Regions from separate parts of the Homo sapiens genome. Here region 1 is linked to region 2. Evidence: chromatin loops called from intact Hi-C (ENCODE). Cell type or tissue: natural killer cell. All regions are shown on one strand.

The links. Peaks named below come from ENCODE experiments on the same cell type or tissue, not always from the same donor. Only the 100,000 strongest peaks of a DNase experiment are listed, where the experiment ranks them.
Region 1: a loop joins it to region 2, with 6 times the contacts of the local background. A loop is called at or near these places in 3 of 110 quality-filtered maps.

What each region holds. Positions count from the first base shown.
Region 1 is chr12:93,851,688-93,856,687 of GRCh38, reverse strand. It overlaps a transcript of CRADD not described here. Among named protein-coding and RNA genes, the nearest start is that of CRADD-AS1, 120 kb to the right of the region's middle. In natural killer cell, no CTCF peak of the experiment used is centred here; a DNase peak (open chromatin) is centred at 2,427.
Region 2 is chr12:93,770,615-93,775,614 of GRCh38, reverse strand. All of the region lies in intron 2 of CRADD (CARD and death domain containing adaptor protein), which reads right to left. Among named protein-coding and RNA genes, the nearest start is that of CRADD-AS1, 35 kb to the right of the region's middle. In natural killer cell, no CTCF peak of the experiment used is centred here; DNase peaks (open chromatin) are centred at 2,274 and 3,394; H3K27ac peaks cover 1,334 bases.

The DNA of each region.
Region 1 (5,000 bases), 81 kb before region 2:
AAATTGCTCTGAGATCACATTTTGGAGGCATATTTATCTTGCATATCCATGGCAAGGAGAGCCATTTGTCAAACTGGATGTAAAATAAATTAAATGGGATTCTGCTGCCCATACACATTAAGGCCTCCCAAAGAGACCAACATGCTAACTTGGGCAGGACTTACAAAAGCTCAGTTGAAGTATTACCTCCTCTGTGGCCAACTTAATTGCTCCCTCTGTGCTTGCCATAGTTGCTGGTGGTTATAGCTGTCTCCCCAGCAGGCTGAGATCCTGAGAGCAGAGACTATGGCTTATTCATCTTTGTATCTCTGGTAACTTGCATAGTGTTTTGTAATCAGCAAGAATTTGCTCAAAGACTGTAGTTATTCATTTAATGGTAGACAACTGTTAGATCAGAATCCACCCCAACTCTGAGTATGCTCTGAAGTGTGCCACAGTTCATAGCCACTTATCTTTAGAGTCCTGATAAAGATATTGAGGGACTATGCAGTTTCTATTTCTATACCACAAACATCTGCAGGAGGTGATTCTACCCTCACACTTCTCAGAGCCCTGGGAGGGTGAAGAAGATTAGAAAAACTGGGCCGGGCGCAGTGGCTCACGCCTGTAATCCCAGCACTTTGGGAGGCTGAGGCAGGTGGATCACGAGGTCAAGAGATTGAGACCATCCTGGCCAGTATGGCGAAACCCCGTCTCTACTACAAATGCAAAAATTAGCTGGGCGTGGTGGCACCCACCTGTAGTCGGGAGGCTGAGGCAGGAGAATCGCTTGAACCAGGGAGGTGGAGATTGCAGTGAGCCAAGATCATGCCACAGCACTCCAGCCTGGCGACAGAGCAAGACTCCGTCTCAAAAAAGAAAAAGAAAAAGAAAAACTCTGATAGCCAAAAGAATTCAACTCAATGGTTTAACAAAACATCTTTGCCAGGCACTGTTCTAAGCATGTTATACCTTTCATCTCATGGAATCCTCACTGTGACCATAGGTGGGTACTGTTATTTGTTTGCATTTTACATGTGGGGAAACTGGCACCCAGAGGTGGAGTAACTTGCCCAAGTGACAGAGCCTTAGATACAGTGTTATTATTTCCCATACCTCTCACTTCCCAAGAAGCCAGGCAAATGGATCATTTCTCCTCTGCATTCCCATAGACTCGATACTCAGGCGCAGGCCTGATTGCATTGTGTTGTAATTAGAGCTTCATGTCTGTCTCATTGGTCAAACAGTGAGTTCCTGGAGAAGAGGAACTGTGTATTTATTAGTAATCTTTTCGCCTCCCTGCTTAGCGGAGTGACTGGTGTGCAGTAGCCTCTGCTTGAGAGTTTGCTGAATAGCTGAATGAGGTGAGGCTCTGTCCAAAGCTGCCACACCTGGAGAACTCCCCAGAGAAAGGGATGAAGACAGATTCATCCTGCTGCCTCAGGCCTGTGTGTGTGTGTGTCTGTGTGTCCAACAGCAACTTTCACAGTGGGCCACGGAAGTTAATTTTTTTTTTAAGACGGAGTTTTGCTGTCTCCGAGACTCGAGTGAAGTGGCGCGATCTTGGCTCGCTGCAACCTCCATCTCCTGGGTTCAAGCAATTCTCCTGCCTCAGCCTCCCGAGTAGCTGAAATTACAGGCACTGGCCATCACATCTGGTTAATTTTTATATTTTTAGTAGAGACGGGGTTTCACAATGTTCCCCAGGCTGGTCTCGAACTCCTGGAGCTCAAGTGATCCGCCCGCCTCAGCCTCCCAAAGCGCTGGGATTATAGGCGTGAGCCACCACATCCATCCCTAAAATATTTTTTAAAAGTTTTTAAAAAGTATTAAAAAGTCAAAATAGTTTTTAAAAATATGTTATTAATACTTTAAGCCCGGCGATTCCACTTCTAGGAGATTATGCTAAGCATCATCATGGCTGTATGTCTGGAGGCCATAAACGTATGTGGCTGAGCAGGTAGTGAGCAGGTGGAAGGAGCTGGGCAAAGGATGTGCATTCTGTGGGGTGGGGGATGGGAAGGACCATGGCATGCTAGGAAAGGCTTGCCTGTTACTGTGATTCAAGGACAGGGATCCAGAGTAGCCAAAGATTGTTTTTCAATAGGGCCCAGAAATCTCAATTTAAAAATATTGGCTGTGGTGGATTGCACGAAACGGACCCAAATTATTCCGCTCCTCTCTCCATGCCTTTTGGTAGAGCCCTCCCGCACTGACTCTGAGCTGGCACATGACTGGCTTTGGCCAGAAATGTCAGCAAAAGGGATGCAAACAGAGGCTTGAAAGGTGTTTCCACATGGCGGCTTGCCTTCTTGCTGTCTGGGGAACCCCTGCCACTACTACCAAGTAAAGAAGGCAGGGTAACCTGACAGATAAAAGGCGTGTGACCTAGACACAAACGACCCATTGCCCCAGGAAATAGCCTACTACTTTCCAGACACATGAGTGAGGCCGCCCTAGAGCATCCTGCCTCAGCCAACCCACCAGCTGACCACAGATACACGAGAGAGCCCAGCAGAAATCAGCTGAGCTGGCCCAGATCGGAAGAGCAAGCCCAGCCAGCTCACAGAATTGTGGGCTAAATTTTAAGCCAATACATTTGTTGTTTTAAGCCATTACATCTTGGGGGTAGTTTGCTATATAAAAAAGCTAATTGAGAACAAAATTAAAATATGTTTGGCGCTAAACAAACCAGGGATCCAGTTCATTGTAACATATGATGAATGTAAAGATTTAACCACAAACACTCCCTTCCTTGCATCACTGTTTATAACAATGAAAAGGCAAAACCGACCTAAAGATCCACGCAGGGAAGTGGTTAAGACATGACGGCGCATCCACACACTGGAAAGCTGTGCATCATTGAAAATGACGGCAGCGAATAGTGGCAACACGTAGACTATCAACCCTTCATAAGCGTGCCATCACATTTGGATCAACAGGTAAAATTCATTTGCCCTCCCAGAACACGTACTCTTGTGGAAATGGAACACGAAGCTGATTGGATCATCAGGCAGTGTAGAGGCCATCTTGCTGTTAGGAAGAGATAAAATCTCAGAATAAAGCCCAGACTGTGCTAAACTTTGCTTTTTGAGGATATAAGAGTGCATAGAGGGGAGCCGTAAACAGCTCTACTGCTTGGAACATGGTTCCAAACGGGGATGGAGCAAAAAGTGGGACAATGGTTTTGAGAGTGAAAGACATTGCTATACTTATTGTCATCTTTTTAGTAGCTAAGTGTCCTTTTATCTCTTCAAACATGCCACAAAAATTATAGGACTCGAAAGTGTGTTGTGAACACAAAGGATATTGAAATCATTGGCACAGAGAAATAATGACACAGAAAGACAGTTTGATGTTATATAAAAGATGCCACTTGTAAAGCAGCAGGTACAATATAATCCCATTCTTGTAATAAAATTGAAAACTTAATTTAGTTAATTTTAAGCCATGAATATAAAGATCATTTGGAGTATGCCATTGAGGAATATTAAAAAGATGCATCATTTTAATTACACAGTTTAGTCTCTCTAAATAGTCCCACATCGACAAAAAAAAATAAGTGTATTATCAGTTGGAAAATATAACACTTTTTATAAGGAAATGCAGAGAAAATCCTATTCTTTTTATGAAAAGGATATGCAGGCAGAGAAAACTAATTGGAGGACAGGGATAAAAATTGGGATGTACAGTGCTTAGATGGGAGTAGGGGTAATTCTTATTTTTCTTCATCTTATTGTGTTTTTTTTCAAACTGCCATAATAAACATGTACTTCATGTTGAAAAAATTAATAAAAGTTATAGTTTTAAAAACATGAAGGGCCACACTCATGCATGCATATGCACACACACACACACACACACACACACACTCCAACCCAACCCAAAGTGGTGCAAGACTATATATTCATATACTTTCTGTCAGTGCCGGCAAATGCTCTTGCCACCTCGCTGCATTCATTCAGTTTTCTTGGGGATAAACAGTCTCTGAAATTGTAGAATCTTCTCCCATACAAACACAGGAAATCCCTGCAGGCTCTTCACCTCCCCAGTTCTGTTAGGAGGTAGGCAGCTGCTATGTAGCATTATTCTTCATGGCCAGAGGTAGTACCAAGATAGGGATTCAGCTGCTCTGTTCTTCCACTCTGCAAATCTTCTGCAAGCACGTGAGCAGGCCAGGGAGGGGCTGCCGCCATTTGGTGGTGAAGACACTCTGCTTGTGAAGGGCAACAAGTCAGAGGTCTCTAAGGGCCCCCTCGGCCCTGTCTGTCTGGCCCATCGTGGGCTTGTTCTTCACTAATTGTCTCTCACTGCTGACAGAGCCCACGAGTGTCTTTATGCGTGACAGATTCCTTGCAAATGGTGAATGGCGGAAAGATGACCCAGCTAATCATCAGACCTGCTTCTAAAATGCCATCTAGTCAGACGCAGCAGAGCCCAGCTCTACTCACTCATCCATGAATGTGACTCTGAGCTGTGAGAACAAAAGCCAAAGCAACTCTCTATTAGGAAACCCAGGGGGAAGACAGCAATGTAATAAGTCCCAGGTTCAAAATGACAAGTGATTCACTGAAGATGCCACAGCAGTACAGTCTATCACTGGGCACAGTGATATGGCCAAAAGCATGAGAATTTTATAAGATAATGAATTATTGGCTGGGCTACAAAATGAAAAATTTGAACTGATAAGGCCAGTAGACTATCCTTTTGAACCGAATTCACTGGAAGAATAAACTGTGGCATAGCAGCTCTTTTTTAGTAACAGGAATATGGTTACAAGATGCCTGAAAGGATGTTATCCACACACTATTGTCATCTTTTTAAGTACCCACTTCGTGCTCAATTCTACCATTCCATAAATTTATTCTTGGAATGGAGAGAAATAAAAAACATGATTTTTTTCTCCCTTTTGAAAAATCCTGAGTTATGTTAGAATTAGGAAACAGATTCCGTAATTATTAAGAAGGATAGATCACAGACTGGCCCCATTGTAAAGTTTATAAAATCAAATCCCATTTTAA
Region 2 (5,000 bases):
TGCCACTTACTAACTATAAAACTTCCATTCGATCCCCCTTCTCCAAAAATCCTCTACACCAGACTATAGAGTAACCCGTGCTCTTTCACCACTATTTAGTAACTATACTTGAGATGCCAACTCCTAAGCATGTCCATCAGCCCTCCAAAACTCAGCTCTAAATAGTACATCTCACAGAAACCTTTCTGAAAACCAGGCCTCCTAATGCAAACCTATATACGTGTTTGCACATCCTCTACACGGGTGTGTGTCTTCCTCTTCATACTGGTACTTAGTTTACTGTTATTTCATGCATCTTACCCCTGCCCCTACAAATTCTAAGGGTCTGTACCTAACCAAAAATTGCTGGGCACATTGGATCTAAAACTTGCTGGCATGTGATAAAATATTGCTTATTGATGTTTGAGCTGTATCTGGAAGGTTATTTTATTAATCATTTACTGGTAAAAACTTGACAAAATTATCGATGAATGGTAAATGTGAGCACCAAATGCTCACAGGAGCATTGATCATCATTTTGGGTTTTTGTCAGTTTCTTTCTTTCATTTTTCTCAATGCACATCCACAACTGGCCAAGGTGATTTGCACCAACTACACAAACACAAGTGTGTGTATTTCAGGACAGATCAAATTCCCAAAAAACTGTGATCCATTCTTCAAGACCCTGCCTCCATAAAGCTTTCCTTATGCCCTCTCCCTCCCCACCCTAGCAGCTGGTCCCTTCCACCTTGTTGCTTCCTTGCTCCTCATTTCATTTAGTAATTATTGTGTAAATATTTGACACCTTCCTTAGGCTGTGAACATCTTGCTCATCATTGCATCCATATCACCTTGGATGATTTGTTACACATAGGAGGGGACTAAAGAAAAGCTATTTAAACACATGAGTGAGTGAGTGAAGATTAATTTTCACTCTCAGTACAAATTACTGAGAAGCTGTAGAGCCTCCAGCCCTGAGGGTATATCTACCCTAAAATACCAAACCTCTTCTTCCCCAAAGAAAACTGAAGTCTAGCTATCATGATCAGAATAACATCCTTAACCCCCCTCCCACCTCCTAACCCATCTTCACATTCCAAAAGGCAAGGGCAACCCTATGGCAGAAAACAATGATATTTTAAATAATTAAATGCAGAATAAACAGCAGCATTTGGGGAAAGTGGGTTCAAGTTCTGGTCCTGCCACTAAACAGCTGGATGATCTTGCATTGGCCACTAAATTCCTCAAGCCCTCAGGCTCCTCATCTATAAAAGAAGGGGTAAAATCTCTATCACTTCCAAGGCCCCCATCAGCTCTAATACTCTAGGAATCTATGAAGAAGAAAATTCATTTCATTTTTCTTCCTTTCATTTATTCAACAAGTATTACTATATGTTTGTGGTGAACTACATAGTGATGGACTATGTGTTTATTAAACAAATCCATTTTGGTTTTCTCTTAAGCACAAATTTCCCAGGTTCACTTGAAAGTAGCTATGGTGGCCAGAAACAGTGGCTCATGCCTGTAATCCTAGCACTTCAGGAGGCTGAGGTGGGTGGATCACTTGAGCCCAGGAGTTCAAGACCAGCCTGGGCAACAAGGTGAAACCCCATCTCTACAAAAAAAAAAAAAAAATTAGCCAGGTGGAGTGGTGCACACCTGTAGTCCCAGCTACTTGGGAGGCTGAGGAAGGAGGATCGATTGAGCCCAGGTGGTCAAGCCTGATCACACCATTGCACTAGAGCCTGGACAACCACACCACTGCACTAGAGCCTGGACAACAGAACAAGACCCTGTCTCAAAAAAAAAAAAAAAAAAAAAACTCACAAAGTAGGTATGGCTATGAGTTCTAGCCAATGTAATCTGAGTGGAAGCAATGTGCCCTACCTCCAGCCTGGCCTTCTGCACAATCCATGTTCACTCTCTCCCGTCTCCTGCCAGCCAGAGACAGATGATTCAATGAGGGTTCCAAGGCCTTAGAAAATGACAAGGCCACTAGATGAAAGATATCTGGGTCCCTGAATGTCTGCATGAAGCAAAGCCCTCCTCTTTCTTCCAGCAGGAAATAACCTGTATTAGTCTGTTTCACACTGCTGATACAGACATACCCAAGACTGGGAAGTTTACAAAAGACATTTAATGGACTTACCGTTCCATGTGGTGGGGAGGCTTCACAATCATGGCAGAAGGTGAAAGGCACACCTCACATGGCAGCAGACCAGATGAGAGCTTGTGCAGGGAAACTCCCCCTTATATAATCATCAGATCCCGTGAGACTCATTCGTCACCACCAGAACAGCACAGGAAAGGCCTGCCCCCATGATTCAACTACCTCCCACTGGGTCCCTCCCACAACATGTGGGAATTCAAGATGAGATGTGAGTGGGGACACAGTCAAACCACATCATAACCTAAGTTAAACCACTGAGATTTGGAGTTCTTTGTTACAGCAGAGAGCCTACTCTGACTTACGTAAGACATATTGCATATATACTGTCATGTTTAACCCTCTTAACAACCTGACTGGTAAATATTACTATTTATATTTTACAGATGAGGAAATTGAGTCTCAGTGAAGGGAAGTAACTTGCTCAACATCATACTGCTTCAAAGTGGCACAGGCAACATTTGAACCTATGCATCTCTAACTCCAAAGTTCATCTTCTTTATTTTTTGGGAGATGATTGCTACCAAAGCTCCTCTATACTTCCCTCCTTGCTTCTGGGTACCCTTCCCAGTTGCAAACAGTTCCTGCAGGTGCCGCTCCTACATAAATACACTTGCTACTGAGAAGCAGTGCAGGGCACGATCAGCAGGCCTAGCTAGGAAACCAGAGGCAAAGGAAGGCCAGAACCAGGCTTTGCTGTCCAGTCCAACCCTGGATCTGACTCAATCAGTCTGTGAACAGTAGAAGATAAAAGCTCCTACTAAGCCCATATCTTCAGAAATATCAATAATATGCTCTAGGAAATAATCCAGAGATGACTATACTATTTTAATTTTCCCTTAAAAGAGTCAATCTAACATCATTAAGAGTGATATTTAAATGCTAATTGAAAAAGCACTGTTCCCATATCTCTAGACAAGTATTTGCATGTTAATTAATTCTGGGGATAAGAAGACCGGCTTCCAATATGAGGTGTCAGAAGAGAGAGTTTCTTTGCAGAGGAAGATAAAAGGCTATGGCATAGACATAATTAAATTACCTGACTTCAAGAGTTCTAAAAAGAAATAAGCAATCCTTTGCAATGCAAATTCATATTGCCTCTTTTGTAAAGGGCACATTCTAATGAAAGAACCAAAATATAGATTTCCAACTTCAATACTCTTTTAATGTAGTGCCCTCATCACAGATCAAAATGGCTTTTACCAGAACAGTGGCTAACGAGCTCATAAAGACTGTCAATATGGGAGACAGAAACCTAATGCCCTAGAAGCCAATAAACCACAAACACACTCTGAACAGTCACAAAGGATGTCAACTTGATTTTTTCAAACAACAAACCATTTCTTTTTAAAAGGAGTCATGCAAATTAGTACAAACTCACAAACCACAGACTCAGAATGATGGCCATTAGGCTGAATATTTTATAAATTAGGTTACCTCAAAAGACGATAATTTAAATAAAGCATACATTCAACTTGCCACACTTACACTATATTTGTTGGCATTATAATTTCTATGGTATAACTTTCACTGTTTGCACTATTGCTTTTCATATATGATCTCATCTTAGACCTGGAAGATAAATAAGTATAAGTGCACCCACTATACAGATGAAGATATTAAGACTCAGAGAGAATATATGGTTTAATCAAGATCATGGAGGTAAAGAGCAGTGAGGTCATGTCTAGAACCCAGTTTTCTGGATCTAATTTCTATGTTCTTCCCATGCAATTATATTATCTGTCTTCTACTTCATTTAGTTGCTGATTGTCCCTACTACTAAGTTCATTATTGCTATGATATTCCTAAATGTGCAAAGGACATAAACATTCAGGGAATAATCACATTTCCAACAGGCTTAACAAGGTTTTCTTTTTGTGCTCTTCTGTAAAGTTCCACTCCAGTAACAAACGTATACTGGTTAATTCATTTATCACACAGACATATTTTGTAAATACACGTGACAAGGGGTTATATGTGGTATAGAAAGAGCAATTATTAAGTAATAGGAAAATATAAAAACACTGAGCAAAAGCCATGAAAAGGCTATTCACAAAAGAACTACAAATGGCCAGATGAAAACTAGTTCACTGTCAATAGTAATTAAAAAATTCAAATGGAAAATACAGTGAGTTATTCTCCAGGTTCACAAGAGTGGAACCTATTATAACTCTGGGAGAGAGTTTAAAATGATAGAACTCACTGGGGAATATGAAGGTGCAAGCTGTATGTTCCAGAAATTCCAGTTTCAGGAGTCAATTCCAAGGAGACAGAAAGGCACTAAAATATGTATACTTGTGAATGTTCATAATCACATTATTTACAACAATGAAACAAAACAGAAACAACCTAGGTTTACAACACAAGGAGATTAATTAATAAATTTTTATGTTAACCAAAAAATATTCTATAGCCATTGGAAAGAATTATGTTGAAGATAAATAACTAAAACATAAAACTTTCAATGAATTATAGAAAACACAAATAAATGGAAAGATACTCTATGTACAAAGAGGAAGATTCAATATTGCAAAGACATCAATTCTCTTAGAGATTTGATTGTAAAAGCAATTGATCTATAGATTTAAAACAATCTCATTAAAAATCTCTGCAAATCTGAGTGTGTCTCTGTGTGTATTTGTGGAAATTGACAAGCTGTTCTAAGCTGTTCTAATCTTTTCATTTGGAAATGTGAAGGATCAAGAATAACCAAGAATCTCCAGGAACTGGTGAAAAGAAGAAGATGTAGTCCTCAGTCTACTAAGCTACAGTAATCAAAGTATGTGTTATTAGCTCAAGGGAAATACACCAGTGGAAGAGAATAAGGAGTCCACAGCTGGACCCATTCATATAT